Linked DNA regions of Mus musculus: region 2 is linked to region 1. A link is a loop called in an ENCODE intact Hi-C map of the cell type or tissue named here. Cell type or tissue: left cerebral cortex. All regions are shown on one strand.

Region 1 (2,500 bases):
TCTTTTGCCAAGAAAGCCAAAGGAGATTTAAATATTCATTAGCAACAGTGACTAATCCCTACACATCCCAATCAACCTAGATTAAGGCTTGTGCCAATTTAAAACTGGTCTGTTTCTTTTCTTCCTATTTTCCCAACCCCAGTGAGGAATAAAATAAAAACAGCACCAAAGTAGATTCAAAGGATGACTGAGACAAAAGAAGTCTTAATGAGGAGTCTAGAAATTGCATTTCCAGAGACCCCATATCATGAGGATCTGTACACAGATGATGGGGGTTTAGCATGCTCTCTACTAACATACAAAAGACAACTTTGGTCCAAATGCTAACACTTAGTTTCTCTTGCAATACTGGTTTCTGTAGCTTGACTGCTTGTGTGTGTGCATGTGTGTGTGTGTGTGTACTATTTGAAAATTTGCTTTAGTTCAATAATGATGTAGGCTTTATTCTACTGTATTCTGGGTCCTGTCCTACAGACTTCTGGCCCATCATAGATGCATGGTATAGTGGGACTTGGAGGTCATTAGAAACAGGACACCTGGCTTGGAGCTTCCTGGTGGGCCGTGTGTGTTTCTCCCTTATGACAGCTGACACATTTATTTGTGCTAAGTGTAAGAGGAGCTTCTGCAGGCCTGCTAACTTGATACTCTTGGTATACAGGGTGAGGGCACAGGTTGCACAACCGTCCCTGTCCCCACTTACTGGTCTGAGAATGACCATCTAGGAGAATATGGTAAGTGTGCTGTTTATGAAGACTGAGCCAATCAGGGCAGGGCCCAGGAGACATTCAACAAGTAGGCTCTAAGATGGTAGGGGAGGGGTTCTAGGTTCCAACAGGCCAGAGAATGTTCTTCAATTTACCTTCAGTGTGTGAGTATGTATGTGTATTCTCATGTTTCTATGGATACATGTACAGATGCACATGGAAGGCAGAAGTCAACTTGGATGTTGTCCCTCAGGTAACTTACTTTATATGACCGAACCTAACTAGGACCTGGGGCTCACTGACTAGACTAGACTGGCTGGCCAGCAAGCCCCAGAATTTGCCTGTCTCTATTTCTTTATATTGGGATTATCATTGCCAGTGTTTTGTTTTGTTTTAACATGGGTGCTGGAGATCAAACTTAGTTCCCTATGTGTGTGCACAGTAAGAACTTTACCAACTGAATTATCCATTCCTAGCTCACTCTTTCTTTCTTTCTTTCTTTCTTTCCTTCCTTCCTTCCTTCCTTTCTTTTGTTTTGTTTGTTTGATTTTGGTTTTCCAGACAGCGTTTCTCGGTGTAACCCCAACTGTCCTGGAACTCACTCTGTAGACCAGGCTGACCTTGAACTCTGAAATCGCCTACCTCTGCCTCCTGAGTGCTGAGATTAAAGGTGTGTGACACCTCTAGCTGGAGCAGTGCTGGAGCGCTCCCCCTGGTGGTGAAGATAAGGTAGAGCCAGCAGGCTGACCAGCTCAACTACCACCCAGGCCCAGATCCAGGACTCTGAATTGGCCCATCTCAAAACCTGTATCATCTGTGGAAGGCTGAGACCCATGAAAAGGCCAGCCCTGCTGTTCTAAATCTACAGGATCTCCAGCACACAGGGAAACAACAGGATATTGGGGAGGAGTCCTGATGAGGGTCCAATATTGATAGTATCACAGAAACCGGGTATCTCAAGCAATGAACACTCTCAAGTGAAGATGTGCAGGCAGAGAGGTACACTGTGAGGAACACTGTGACACACTACAGCTTTCACGATGAGACGCCTTCTATGCTTTGTTTTGTTGTTGATGTTGTTGTTGATGGTGGTGGTGGTGGTGGTGTGTGTGTGTGTGTGTGTGTGTAAAGGGACAGGGAGAGGAGCAGGACTGCACTGCATGATGGGAAAGTCACAACAAATCTATAAAGGTTTAAAAGAAAAACAACAACAACAACAACAAACCCAAAACCACCAGAAAGGTGTGTGCCACCACCGCCCAGAAAAACAGAAATTATAAATATTATTTTACCTTAAATTTAACCATTGACTTAATGTATTGTTTTGATCCAAGACAAGCCAAACACAAGAGGGCAGTTGGCAGTCAGTAGCTACCACTACTTTATATTCTGCACTGCTGTTTTCTGTTTGCTTTCCTAAGTCATTTATTTCTACCATGTCAACTGCAGCCCCTTGATCTCTGAATGGCAGTCCTGAGGGACAGATGCAGTGGGTTTGGAGATAGAGTTATTCCTGGGGCTCAGCAGGCCATGTGTAGAAAATATTGGGGGTGGGAAGGAAGCTGTTAAGATCAGCTGTTAATTTTTTGTTTATTTTTACTATGTGTTTTTATATGTATGGATGTTTGACAGGCAGGCATACTACTGCATCACGTATATGCAGTGCCCACAGAGGCCACAGGAGGGCATCAGATCTCCTGGGACTGGAATTAACAGAAGGTTGAGACAACAGGTGGGTCCTGGGAATTGAACCCAGGTTCTCAGGAAGAAAAGTCGGTGTGCTTAACCTCTTTGCA
Region 2 (2,500 bases), 240 kb after region 1:
ATTGGGGTAATGCTTTAAAGGGTTTGGCTGCTAGGCATGGTGGCATGCACCCGTATCCCAGCATTCCAAATTCCAGGTCTACATAGTGAGAACCTTTCTGTTAACAACAGAAACAAAGATGAAAACTTTAAAAGCACACATATATAAAAAAAGAAATTAAAGATAAAAACCAATACATGTTACAAATGTGTTTTTGGAGGGAGCCAGATACACATATTAACCACCTCAGAGTGCGAGTTTTTATTTCAAAATGTCAAAGTTTCCTTGCTTTGAGACCTTTTTATCTCCATGATACAGTAAATTTGAGGCTGGCCCAGAATATATGACACCATGTCTCAAATAAATAAATAACCTTTAAAAGTTGAAAATTTATATACTGAGGTTAAAACAACAAGGAAAAATGAAATAAAATAGAGGGCTGGTAAGAAGGCTCCGCGGGTAAAGCCTTGATGACAAGCCTGGCAGCCTGGGTTTGACACCTGTAACCCATGGTGGATGGACAGAGACTCCTCCATGTTGTTCTCTGATGTTCACATGCGTGCTCCTACATGCACACATAAATGATAAACATAAAAAATTTAATGAAGACATTTAAATCAGTAACAAAATTCTTAAGGAATTATTGTTGCTGTTAGAGCAACTCCTTAAAACAATCTTCAAAATTTAAAAATACATGTTCAATCACAGTGCCAAAATTTTACACACACACACACACACACACACACACACAGAGAGAGAGAGAGAGAGAGAGAGAGAGAGAGATGTATAAAAAATGAAAAATGTAAAATGCCAATTGCTAGCCTGCCCTGATGATTTGGCAGCCCTGGTTAATGCTGTCGATGTCCTTATAACCCTTAGTACAACCCTTCACAATAACTAGAAGAACAGACAATATCTTTACTCAGCAAGGCAGACCTGCACGCCCACCTGGCAAGCTCCTGATTGCCTGTAGAGTTGAGCTATTACTGACATGCAAAAGTTTTATTAATGTTTTCTGAGTATACAATATGAAATTGGGTCTTTCTGTGCAGGGGCATACAGGAACAAGCCTGGGGGCAGAAATCCTGGCTCTGCCTTGGCCTATTTAATTCACTAAGCCCAAAAGGTGATCTGTGTCCTAAGCCCTAAGCCTGCTTTCTTCACTTGAATACAGGACATGACAGCTCTAACCATTTCACCATAATCAGGCAGTGATGAAATCATGGAAAACACTATGTGGAAAATAAAATAGTTGGGGAAAGATAGAGAACCTGTTCTCTCAACCTCCAAGGAAGAACTCCAAAAACCACAAGCATGTCTACAGCTAGTTGCTCCTCACATCGAGGAGCAAGCAGTTCTTATTATGGAAAATCTGGTCTAGCCAGAATTCCTCCCACTTGCAGAGGCAGAGCTGTGGTCTAAAAACTTCATTTATGTTCTGCCATTTCCCCATGCTTGTAAGTCATTTTCTACTTGTGGGATGTGACCCAGAGTTGTCAAGAAGTGAACACGACCCAGGGACACTGGCCAGTGTGGATGTAGGTTCTGTGAGAAAATAAAATTCATGACCAAAAAAAATAAGTTCTGAATATATAATAAATTTGCTTTCATATAAAGTGAGGGTTTTCTCTATTAAGTTGTCCATGAAGAGTTTTGCTTTAAGGAAAGAACATAAATAACGGTCATCAGAGGATGTTCAGGAATGATCCTGTAGGGGTGGTAAGATTGCAATGGATCGTACTGTATCTTATAGCACGCGTGTTCTCACAGTGAACATAAATCTCCTAGAAACGGGGAGATTTTATTTATTTAAAGCCCATGACAGCTTTGCAAATCTCTTTTCATACTCAGATATTGTTGCACGGCACTTTCTCTAGAAGGCAACTTTGTTACAAACCAAAGACTCAGGAAGTGTGTAAGTAGGGCACTGGGGGACTGCAGTGCTGTCTTAGTTACCAGGAGACACAGGTTGACTGGGAAGGACCACTGGTGGCTTGAATGAGATTATTAGATAGATTAGTACACAGGAAAAGAGCCAGAGTGCTGACAGACCTCGCCATAGTTCCTCCTCTACCTCTTTGTCCTTGCCCTTCTCCTCTCCCACCCCCACCCCTGCCCCCGTTTATGTTTTCTTTTTAAAAATAAAGAAGACTCAGGGAATTTGGATGAGAAAAGTGGTTGAATATCGAAAATGGAATTTAATGGACCATTCTCATCAGAGCTCGGAAGACAGAGGTGCTAAGAGCCAGGTGGAAGCTGGCCCAGGGTTATGAGATTTTAGGAGGAGGGAAATCCATGACTGGCTAGGGACCATTCACATGCTATCGTAGCAAAGAATGTGGCTGCTTTCTGCTCTAGTCCTAAGAACTTGCCTGAGGCTGAATTAAAAAGTAATGGACTAATTTCTTCAGTGTAGGAGATTTCAAGATAGTCTAATATTGGCTCTGCCACGTGGTTATTAATCACTTTTGTGCCAGTCAACAATGCAAAAGAGCAAATGAGGCAGAAAGAAATGCGAAAG

The links. Peaks named below come from ENCODE experiments on the same cell type or tissue, not always from the same donor. Only the 100,000 strongest peaks of a DNase experiment are listed, where the experiment ranks them.
Region 2: it touches region 1 in a loop (1.9-fold over the local background); 16 of 42 quality-filtered maps call a loop at or near these places.

What each region holds. Positions count from the first base shown.
Region 1 is chr8:127,588,404-127,590,903 of GRCm38, reverse strand. The region is part of intron 22 of Pard3 (par-3 family cell polarity regulator); the gene reads right to left. Among named protein-coding and RNA genes, the nearest start is that of Gm32478, 41 kb to the left of the region's middle. In left cerebral cortex, CTCF peaks have their summits at 1,423 (motif pointing left) and 2,380 (motif pointing right); DNase peaks (open chromatin) are centred at 1,417 and 2,415.
Region 2 is chr8:127,346,939-127,349,438 of GRCm38, reverse strand. The region is part of intron 5 of Pard3 (par-3 family cell polarity regulator); the gene reads right to left. Among named protein-coding and RNA genes, the nearest start is that of Gm9909, 110 kb to the left of the region's middle. In left cerebral cortex, no CTCF peak of the experiment used is centred here; a DNase peak (open chromatin) is centred at 1,360.